Regions from separate parts of the Homo sapiens genome. Here region 2 is linked to region 1. Evidence: chromatin contacts called from ENCODE Hi-C or POLR2A ChIA-PET data. All regions are on one chromosome and are shown on one strand. The core of a region is the stretch at or near the end of the contact, and the rest is flanking DNA. Distances in the headings are between cores, read along the strand shown.

Region 1 (6,039 bases), core at 1,050-3,549:
CTATTCAGCTAATCATAAACTATAGTTACATTAATCTAAATCCTAGATTAAAGAAGGTAGGTATCTAAGGAAAGAAGTTATCCATATACAAAAAAGCAGAAAATTATATGTATATTTTAGTGATAAGCTGTGATCCTTGGCATGACCAAAAATTGGCTTCTTTATTTTGATATTTTGTCCTGAATAATGATTACAACTAAATGTCAAGGACTAATTGTAATTTCCATATACTCTTTCAGGATTCAGTATCTTTACATAAGAAATTCATTGCTGATTGCTACACAAGATTAGAAGTGAGTAGCAAATTTTATTTAACATCTCTTTGAGGTAAATGCTTTTTTTCTTTCATAATTTTATATTTTTAGATAATTTATAATGTTGATGTTTGTGGCTGGATCCTATTGAAGAATTTATCAACAGTACCATATTGTGGCATAGGGAACAGATGTTTGCCCAGTATATAAGTGTACTCTATAGGAAATCTTTCTCCCTCTCACCACCTGTCTTCCCCACTCCATCCACCTTCCTCCCCTTTTGGAGTATAGGAACTATCTTCAGAAAATAGGTCACCTATACATTCCATATTTGTAATAGAATCTTTTTCTTTTTTTTCTTTTCCTGTTCAGGTATTTTATATAAGCACTGCTTCTTTTTTTGTTTTTCTTCATGTTTCACCTAGTTATACCATAAATGTTATTAAAGGCCACAGCAAGACAGTTAGTAGTAGGTGGTATTGGTTGTCTTTGTCCATTAGAAGCCTGCTGTGTAATGCTAGCTCACATGTATCTCTTTTATTTCCAGCATGACGGTTAAAGCCTTAAACATTCATATTCAGTTGATATGCTTAAGTTTTACATCTAAGCAAAAATGTTCCAAAAGCATAAAATGCTACTGCCTCCCAATTCCAATAAGTTAAGCTTTCTGGTGATAAATATGTGCTAGAATATGTACGGTATTTCCCTAATTGTGACTTCTATCCAAATATGTCATTATAAAAAAAATTCAAGTATTCGAATACCCCTTATGAGGTCCCATGTAAGTGTTAACATATATAGGGCACTAGTTCTCAGCTGGGGCTTATTTTGCCTCTGGGGGTCATTTGGTAATATCTGGAGGCATTTTTGGTTGTCCAACTAGAAGCATCCTACTGGTCCCTAAGTAGGTAGAGGCCAGGGATCCTGTTAAACATCCTACAGTGAATGCCCAGGACAGCCCTCTGCAACAGCAAATTATCCTGTCCAGAATGTCACTAGAGTCCAGGTTGAGAAACCCTGATAGAGAATGACTGTTTGGTATTTTTTAGGCAGCCAGTTCAGCACTTGGTGGCCCCACTCTAACACATGCTGTGACCAGAGCAACAAAAATGCTTACAGCAACTGCCATGCCAACTGTAGCAACCTCAGTTCAGTCTCCTTATAGGTAAGTGATCAGAAGTGAAAAATACACAACACACATATGTCAGTTTTTTAAAATGATTGGTGTTTTTTATGTAGGTTTCTCAGTTATTGATTTCCTCATTTTATATCATAATTTTTGCAAGCTGTCATAATCCTGAGAATTACATGTTCCCCATCATACATCCCTGAATCTGTGCCTCTTTGGAAGTTCTGTGTGTAGGTCATCACCAGGACCACCCGAGTACTTCCCTGTCCCTATCCTTCTACCTGGTGGACAGGTCTTCTTGTTTTAGTTTTTATTTGATTCATTTTACTTTTATTCTATGTAGTATGAATAACTTACTGTTTAGAATGCAATACACATACATTGTATGAAAACTACTTTTTTTCAAGTTAAAAATATTTACTTAGATATAGCTTTTCTCCTTGAATAGTCAAACTCAGGGCATTAATAGGGTAAGCAGAATGAAGTAGAAGATGATTAATTAAAAGTATGCATTATGCTTGCATATGATTAGTGACTATAATCATAGTCACTAAAATATTATTCAAATAATAAAAGTATTTTTCAAAATAATTTTTAGTGAGAACTTTATCCCCAAATGTTTGTGTGAAAACTTTAAACTGACATTGTCTCAATCACATTGCTGTTTTTTGAGTTTTCAGATATTGATGAAATCTTGAGTTTAGTGTCTGCTGTAGTTCTCTGATAACAGATTTCACTAAACTCAGATTTCATGAATAGGAGATATAGGAGAAACCATGCATAATTTGGAACATTAGATGGAAGTAACTAAAATACTTTTGTGGGTTTTTTATGAGCCTCTGCTGGTAAGCAACACCACGTCATTATTTCCCAGAAAACTGGCGAGTGCTCTGAGAAGGACTTGCTCTCCCTACCTCACTCTGCTGCTGCCCTCTAGTGATGGGTACTCATAGAGTCTTTCTCTACTCTAGAATGGCTATTCTTATTCACAACGGGATATTCCTTTGCTTGTTAAAGCCTTCCTTTAAAAAGGGGAATCAAAGCAATGAGTCCTTTCTTCCATTCTTCTTTTTTAAAATGAGTTGAGTATTGTGTCACTGTACTTTGTTAATATGAAGGAAGCCAATAAACTCAGCTTTCTCAGACTTCTTTTTTAAATGGCAGAAGTAATGATAGATTCAACTCATGATAAGAACACTAACATGACTTTCACATTCCCACATTCTTGGAAGTATTTCTCAAATAGACTTTCATTTAAAATGTGTATTAAGAATTCCCAATTATGTGTTTGTAATATGTAGCCATCTCTATGACTCAGTTCCTTAATGGTTCATTTATCTGATAAATTCGAATGTAAGTATATTTATGTGCTATTGGGTTAGGATGTCCAAACTCCTACTTCTTTAAATGAGTATGCTTTTTGTTTTTTTCTCTTTACTAAGTGCTTTTTATTCGGAATCATTTCATATTTGGTGGACTACAGAGAAAACCACATAATAATTTTAAAATATTATAAACTCTAAATAGGGTTAATAAGAATATATAGCTTCAAAGTCGAATTTGAACCAGAACATTGTAGTTTATCTCATTTCACTAGTTTGGAAAGAACTTTTCAGTATCCATAATTGTTCCAACTTGGGGTGGGGGGGGTTTCTGTCATCTGTACAGTATTTCATAATACTGTCTGTGATTTAATTCATTATTGAGGCATAATTAAAAAATAGTTCACTCACTTATTATGGACTTAGATATTTTCTAAAAATTTTTCGTCTGAATTTCAAGTTCTAGTTCTTGCCCATAGACTGGAATAATTTAGAACTCTGTTAAGTATATTTAATAGAACTGCTAAAATGTGTTTAACCAGCTGTTTTTAGAGTGAAATTTTTGGTACTGCTAATCAGCATACCAGACCAATTGTTAAAAAATGGTAGTACCTCTTTTCAGTTTTAGAAATATACCTCTTTGAAATATCTAGACTCTCTGGAATAGAAAATGTTTAAATTAAGGGGACTTGGATTTTCATTTCTTAATGTTAATACATGTAATGTTCTTTTTAGTAAAGTATGGGGCTATGACTATATAAGCTGATGAATATTGCAGTCTGATTATTTCAAATGATAAGTAAGATTCCATAAGTCTTCAACCAAAAGAGACCTCAGATCTCATTTTTAGATAGCAACTTTTGTTTGTGTCGTACTTACTGATTTGCATTTGTCTTCTAATTCTCAGGCAGTTCAGAACTTTGTCAGATTTCATGTGTTCACAGAATTGTATATCATATTTTAGTTATAAGATAAAGTCAGACTCACTCATTTCATTCTTGATAAATTAATGGACAGATAGGCCTAGAAACCCAGGTCCTCCATTTATGGAATAACTGTTTAAAGAAATGAAAAGAAGAAAGAAAAGGAAAGGAAACATGGGGAGGTATAGGCTTCTCCCTTATTCCATCTGTATGCTACAGCTGTGAGCTTGTAGAACCACCTCCCCATTGGGTAAAAGGGAAGTTTAATCTTTGCAAATTTCAGTCTTTGACCAGTGAGTGCTAACTGTTATTGTGGTTTTGGTGAAACAGACTAGAACTGAGCTCAGATCATCACACTTCAAATACATTTTAATACTTTTTTTTTTTAATCTATAGATCTACTAAACTTGTAATAATTGAGAGATTGCTGCTTCTGGCAGAGCGCTATGTGATCACTATAGAGGTAAGCCACTTCCTTTTTTTAAGATGTATGTTGCTTAGGCTGGACTCAAGCGATCTTCCCACCTCAGCCTTTCTAGCAGCTGGGAGTTTAGCACACACCACCACACCCAGTTAGCCTCTCTTTTCTTAAAAAAGCATCTTCATTCATCATATATACATAGATATGTATTTTTGATGTGTTTATCAGTGGTGCTGTCCATCTGACTTGACTTATTCGTTTTTTAAGGATTTTTACTCTGTTCCACGAACTATTCTACCTCATGGTGCCTCATTTCATGGACATCTTTTAACCCTTAATGTTACCTATGAGTCTACCAAAGATACCTTCACTGTCGAGGTAGGTTTACATTAAGAACTACAGCCATTTTCATGTTGTCTTATTATTTTCATAAAGCAGTCTTGATTGAGTTAGCTGCATGAATAATCATTCTAAAGGTAGTTTGGTAAACAAATGTAGAATAAAGACCTGAAATGAAACTGTGGGGTACAAGCAGATATATAAATAAATATTATATAATGTCAAGCGGTGGTTAAGTATTGTAAAGAACAAATAAGAGTAAAGCAGGATACATTGGTGAGGAGGGTGATAAGATGGGAATGCACAAAATATTTTAGGTAAAGATGGACAGGGAAGGTCTCTCTGAGGTGGTGACATTTGAGCACAAACTTGAGTAAAGTGACAGGGTAAATGACGTTTGCTTGGGAGAACATTCCAGGCAAATGGAAGAACAGGTACAAAGGCAAGCAAGGTGGCTGGTGTGAGGGGAGCACAGTGAGAAAGGGAAAGAGTGGACAACGCTGCAGTGGAAGAAGGGCTTGAGGTCTCATTCCACGCTTGATGGGGAGGAGGTGGAGTGTAGAATGGAACATAATTATAGCAGAAGGGAAGCCTCACGAGGGCAGGGGTTCTTGTCTTTATGTTCTCTGCTGTGTTCCCAGCTTCTAGAACAGTGCCCAGTACCTAGTAGATGTTCACTCACAGTTGTTTAAATGAATAAATAAATGAATTCTCTCACAACGTGTTTAATTTTATTTTACAGGCTCACAGTAATGAAACCATAGGGAGTGTCCGGTGGAAAATAGCCAAGCAGTTGTGCTCTCCTGTGGATAATATACAGATATTTACAAATGATAGCCTGGTAGGTTTAAATAAGCAGTTTTGATGAATAATAAATGATATAATATAAATATTTAGCCTGATATGAATAATTTCCTCTTCCTTTTCCTCTCAATAATTAAGAAACCACTTTTTGCAGCTGACAGTGAATAAAGATCAAAAGCTACTCCACCAACTGGGCTTTTCTGATGAACAAATCCTTACAGTGAAGACTTCTGGCAGTGGGACCCCATCTGGGAGTTCAGCAGATTCTTCAACCAGCTCCAGCAGCAGCAGCAGTGGGGTTTTTAGTTCTTCATATGCCATGGAGCAGGTACTGGGTGATCAATTTCCATTTAAAAACAAGAACTTAACAGTCACTGTCTTTTTGTTCTGACTCTTCCAAACTGTATAACAAATGCTGGGATTCATTAGTGTTCAAGCTTGTTGTGTTATTTCTTCCATCTTAAAAAAATCTCTTCATCCCACTTACACCTTCAGTTACTGCCCCATTCTCCTTCCAAAATCAGCAAAGCTCCTTGAAACAGTTGTCTGAACTCGTTTCCAGCTTTTCTTTTGCCATCCTCTCTTGATCTCTGTTGATAAGAATTAGCCTCTTTTCAAGTTGGTCTGTCACCTCCACCTCTTAGTCCTCATCTTCTTGACATTTCATTGAAGCTGATACGTGTGATCGCTTCCCCCTTGGAACACTCTTCACTTGGCTTTCGGGACTTGGTGTGAATTTCCACTGTCTCTCCGCCTGTTTGGTTTTTTATTTGGTTGGTTTTTTGTTTTTTGGTCTCCTTTGCCAATTTCTCTTCATCTCCCTGATCTCTGTACTGAGAAGTTCCCT
Region 2 (6,039 bases), core at 1,833-4,332, 530 kb before region 1:
ACCCTGTCTCTACAAATAATAATTTTTAAAAATTATATGAGTGTGGTAGCACATACTTGTGGTCCTAGCTGCTCAGGAGCCTGAGGCAGGAGGATCACCTGAGCCCAGGAGGTTGAGGCTGCAGTGAGCTGTAAACACACCACCGCACTATAGCCTGAGTGATGAAGTAAGACCCTGTCTCAAACAAAAACAAATTAAAATTTTTACAAATTTTATAAAAGGAAAAATAGAAACTTACATTATTGCATTCATTTCTACAAAGTTTTATCTTCTTTAAGCTTTTGTATTTTACAAGAAAAAAAAGACATTGGTGTTGATTTGAGGTAGCCAAAACAATAGTGAGTAGAAATAATTTCTGGGCACAAGAGTAGAAAGAGAAGCTTTGGAATCAAAGAACGGGAATCAAATCTTTGTTTCTACCACTTTGAAGTCCAAAAGTACTGCAATTTCATCTCTACATGGTGATAGTGATACCTATGCTACAGGGTGGCTGAGAAAATAAAATTATTTGACTTTTTGTACACAAAAGCATTTCTGGGCACTGTGCTAAGAATTCACGGTGTTATTTCTTTTTCTTTTTGCGGTGTTATTTCTAGTTAAAATATTCAACCAATATATAATGAGTAGGGTAGAAAATAGACCTGATATAGGTGAAATCTCTATATGTCCCTGTAATTGTAATTAAGGCCATCTTGGGAATAAAATGTTATAACACTGTCCATATGATTTCAAATTGTGCTCTCAATTTTCTACCCCAGGAAAAAAGCACATGATTGCACATCAAAAAACTTCTGCTCAGTGGCTAAGTTTCAGATTAGAGTTAATTTCAAGGTTGATTGGAATGTCAGAGTTAATGATTTTGTCCCCAAAAACTTGGAATTTGTAATTATCCTAAAGACTGTAAACAGCGTTGGAAAGAGCTATTTGTCTTCAGCTTGTTTTTTCCCAGAATTTCCCAGAACTGCTCCCTACCATAATCTCTTTCTGCAATAACCTCAACTGTATGCAATAGTATAATAGTTAAAACTGTGGCGCCTGGCACTCTTCTGAATTTACAAACCAGTCAGTCTATTATCAGTGTTGTTATTAGGTCACCAAGATTGTTTAACCAAAAAGTGACACAATTCTTTACCCCAACCCCCATCCATTGTTTGGCTAAGGCTAAATAAAATATGAGAAAAATATAATAAACTAAATAAGTTGGTTTGAATCCCAGATAATAAAGCACATGTGTCAAAAAGAAGTGAAAGAAGTAAAGTTATTTAAATATGGGAAATTTGTTAGTTTTCGGTAGCAAATCAGGACTGAGAAAATAGAACGGAGTAGAAAAGAGGGAAGAAGAAAGGGAAGGATGAGAGGGGAAAAGAGGGGAGCCAGGAGAGACAGAGTGAGAAGAAAGAAGAAGTAGAAGGAGGAGGAAGAAGAAAAGACAAAAAAGGAAAAGAAAGCAAGTGTGAATCCAATCCTGCAAAAGTTCACAATAACATTAGTTTCTAAGAAGAATGGGCTTGGTCCCCTATTGTGGCATCCAATGTCACTGGTATTTAAATGATTCCACCATCCAGAGATTATTTATGAACTTCAAGACCATAAATCTGTTCTGGATGACCGTGGAGCATGGCTTATGTCCTTTGGGACATGCTATGTGATACAGCTAAGCCTCTATTCCAACCCATTCCCTATCCTTGATGCGTTTCTCTCCACAGTCGTTCAGTCTTCTCATATTAAGTTGGAATTCCACACTGGCAGAGCTAGAGGGCTCTTGGAGTTCATTTAGTCCAGCCCTGCTATTCTAAAGAGAAACTAAAGCCCAGAGAAGAACAGCAGCTATTTGTCCAAAAAGCCAAGGCTAGAAAAACAATACTTGCTCCAGTCTGAGGTACCTCACAAAAAACAAAAATGAGATTTTATACAGGGCTGCAGTTGGGATAAGAGGATCAGGAATTGTTTACCTCACCCCTGAACTACCACTCCCTGTGCTCAGTGATTCTTTTGACAGGAAGCAAACAAAGTCTTCTGCTCTTCGGGGAGAATGAAGAATGTTGGGACTGACATTTATTGAGCGCTTTGTATGTGCCAGCCACTGTGCTCCTTGCTTCATATTCATGATCTCATTTAATCTTCACCACAACCTAATAACCTGGCTTCTCTGAGCACCAGTTTCCTCATCTGTAAGATGACCTTCCTAAGGTCACATAGAGTAAGTTTGTTTGCCTTTTAAACAGCAATGGTGCTGGGGAGTGGGGTGGATTTTGGAACCACTTGGATAAAGACACACAAAAATTAAAATTATCTGTAAGTTCTGAGTATTCTTTTCAGAATCACTCCTAACAGCAGAGGGATAGAGATAGAAAGCTATGGGAAGATGAGAGAAGTCTTCATTCATGTGCTTTTTTCACAGTCGGCTAAGTTGTATTAACAATTTTGTTAGTCAAGGGAGGCTATCATCTATATAACAAGCACAGCTTTGTTGTTAAGCCATTGAGATTTGAGAGTTCTTGCCCACTCCACGGTGCAAGCAAGTGTTCATCCAGCAGACTTCTTCACGGTGATTCAGAGCTCAGATTCCTCCCATCTTGTGGCACTGCCATCTTCACCATGTGACCTCCAAGGCAGCCACAGAAAAAAAGAGGATCGAGTACTGTGCAGAAGAGAATACATCACTACTACCCACCTGCCACTGGCTCTACCATGAGTGCAAAGGGCTGGGATGAGGCTTAGCTGTGTGCCTGAGAAAAGAGGAAACCAGGCCTGTGGTAAGCACTAGTGTTCTCTGCCACAATATACGGCCTTAAACAGGCAAAGAATTCTCCCATTATGTCAGAGAGTACCCCCAATAACCATGTGAGTTCAGTACCCTCAGAGTGAAGCTCTGAGGGGAGAATTAGATTCTATCAATGTTACACAGACTTAGGCTGTAGACACAGAAAAGCTCAGGTCATATTTCAGATATAAATGCAAAGTTCTTTCCTCCAAGGTCCCAGGCAATCCTGTGCTGACCAAGGGAGCTAGAAAACATTTGGCTCCTCCTTACCTAGCACAGCATCTGTAAGGCATTTCTCAACACTGAGTGAACGTCATGATAGCAACACACAGGCTGAGACACTCAGCCACTCCTTCATTAATGCAGCCAAGGAAGGAAGAGCCTGGGCTTTTCTGTCTAAATTCTTAGAATCATTGAGTCAAGCTGGCCTGGGAAATCTCAAGATATCACGTTGGCACAGTCTAGGTAGAGGAAATCAGGCATCCTGACTTCTCACTCAGAACTTTTCAAGCTTCCAAGAGTACTGCGGCCCTCTGGTTTCTGCCCAAGAGATAACTGGAAAACTTTTTCCAGTGTCTCTCCATACAAGATAATGGTTTACAGATTGGAAAGTTAAAGCATAATCTTCAAACACAAAAGGTGGGTTTGCTTCAGTATGTGGCTGATAAAGTAAAATCAACTGTCTATTAAAAACAAAATAAACACTGAGAAATGGAACATTAATAGAAACCAAACTAGAGGCAAGAAACCTGAATTTTGGATCTGGCTGTGACATTTACGATTTGTGTGATCCTGAACAGTTAGCTACAATACTCTCTGAATCTTGACATTCTCTTTTGTTGAAACCAAATGGGTTAGGTTCAGTGGTTCTCAACTAGGGGCCACACTGTCCCCTAAGGGGCATTTGTCAAAGCATGAGGGCATTTTTTGATTGTCCAGTTGTGCCTGGAGGATACAACTAGCACTTAGCAAGTAGAGAGGCCAGGGAAGCTCCATGTCCTGCAGTATGTGAAATAGTCTCACCCAATAAAGAATTATCCCTCCCATAATGCCAGTGTCATCACTGTAAGAAGAAAAATCACCCAGGATAATATATCACTACTAGGATCAAAGATTTTTTAACATAAAATTAGCCTAACTTTCTGCTTTCCTGGCTAGGAAACTCACAGCAAATTGGAGAATTCTCATTCACAGCTCCTTGTAACCTAAGTGCTTGGTATTATACTTTCTATCCCTTCTTTTCCTCATTCTCACTATATACTATCCCTCTCTCTCCTTCTCTCCAACACACAGACACACACACACACACAGACACACACACACACACACACACACACCAATTTCAAGCTTCTTAACTTTTCAATCTTACCTTAATGGTCCAATTTTAAATAAATCTTTTTTTCTATTGTTAATATACTTTTAAAAATAATTATTTTTTATTTTTATTTCAACACTTTTTGGGGTACAGGTGGTTTTGCTTACATGAATAATTTCTTGTCTTTTTCTTTTTTTTTTTTGAGATGGAGTTGCTTTCTTGCCATTGACGCTGGAGTGCAGTGGCGCGATCTTGGCTCACTGCAACCTCTGCCTCCCAGGTTCCAGCAATTCTCCTGCCTCAGCCTCCCAAGAAGCTGGGATTATAGGCACACACCACCACAACTGGCTACTTTATGTATTTTTAGTAGAGACAAGGTTTCACCATGTTGACAAGGCTGGTCTCGAACTCCTGACCTCAGGTGATCCACCCATCTCAGCTTCCCAAAGTGTTGAGATTACAGGCATGAGCCACCACATCAGTCCTCGATAATTTCTTTAGTTGTGATTTCTGAGATTTTGGTGCACATGTCACCTGAGCAGTGTACATTGTACCCAACATGTAATCTTTTATCACTCACCCCTCTCTCAACCTTCCCCTGTGAGTGCCAAAGGTCCATTATATTATTCTTATGCCTTTGCATCCTCATAGCTTAGCTCCCACTTATAAGTGAGAACATACAATATTTGGTTTTCCATTTCTGAGTTAACTTCACTTAGAATAATGGCCCCCAGCTCCATCCAAGTCGTTGCAAAGAGATTACTTCATTTTTCTTTATGAATGAGTAGTATTCCATTTTACATATATATACAGTATATACTATATAATATATACATAATATGTAGTATGTACTATGTATTATATACATTATATATAGCATATACTATATATTATATACATTATATAGTATATACTATATATTATATACATTATATAGTATATAATATATATTATATACATTATATATAGTATATAATATATATTATATACAGTATATATTATATAATATATACTATATATACTATGTACACATATGGTGTATATATACTGTATATGGTACAGTATATATATACATATAGTACATATGTATGTATATATACATACTATACATATAGTATAGATGTATACTATACCATGATATAGTATAGATGTATACTATACCATGGAATAGTATAGATGTATACTATACCATGGTATACATGTATCTATACTATATTCTACATGTATACACGTATCTATTAGTATACATGTATACATGTATACATGTATCTATACTATAGATGTATACTATACCATGTATACATGTATCTATACTATACATGTATACATGTATCTGTACTATAGTATAGATGTATAGTATACCATGTATACATGTATACATGTATGCATGTATCTATACTATAGTATACAGGTATACTATAGATGTATAGATGTATACTATACATGTATAGATGTATAGATGTATACTATACATGTATAGATGTATAGATGTATACTATACATGTATAGATGTATAGATGTATACTATACATGTATAGATGTATAGATGTATACTATACATGTATAGATGTATAGATGTATACTATACATGTATAGATGTATAGATGTATACTATACATGTATAGATGTATAGATGTATACTATACATGTATAGATGTATACATGTATACTATACATGTATAGATGTATACATGTATACTATACATGTATACATCTATACATGTATACTATACATGTATACATGTATACATGTATACATGTATACTATACATGTATAGATGTATACATGTATCTATACTATAGTATAGACGCATACTATACCATGGTATAGTATAGACGTATATATGTAGAGTGTATATATATATATATATATATATATATATATACAGCTCCATCCAAGTTGTTGCAAAAGACATTACTTCATTCTTTTTTATGGCTGAGTAGTATTCCATTTCATATA

What was found. Hi-C counts contacts between places; a loop is a spot of excess contacts on that map. ChIA-PET counts read pairs that join two places held with the same protein, here RNA polymerase II (POLR2A).
Region 2: a map of IMR-90 shows a loop between it and region 1 (3-fold over the local background). The contact joins two enhancer-like sites. A Hi-C loop is called at or near these places in 1 of 168 maps with a recorded cell type or tissue (IMR-90). POLR2A ChIA-PET finds 5 or more read pairs at or near these places in 1 of 52 experiments (activated T-cell).

The regions. Positions count from the first base shown.
Region 1 is chr1:55,136,996-55,143,034 of GRCh38, reverse strand. It overlaps USP24 (ubiquitin specific peptidase 24), which reads left to right. Exons shown (of 68, transcript NM_015306.3): 22 at 1-56; 23 at 240-293; 24 at 1,304-1,419; 25 at 4,025-4,091; 26 at 4,317-4,427; 27 at 5,131-5,229; 28 at 5,347-5,520. Among named protein-coding and RNA genes, the nearest start is that of USP24, 75 kb to the left of the region's middle. Within about 2 kb of position 2,299, at least 4 of the 41 ENCODE cell types and tissues checked have a DNase peak (open chromatin) inside an H3K27ac peak, as active enhancers do.
Region 2 is chr1:55,666,579-55,672,617 of GRCh38, reverse strand. No RefSeq gene overlaps it. Among named protein-coding and RNA genes, the nearest start is that of LINC01753, 280 kb to the left of the region's middle. Within about 2 kb of position 3,082, at least 6 of the 41 ENCODE cell types and tissues checked have a DNase peak (open chromatin) inside an H3K27ac peak, as active enhancers do.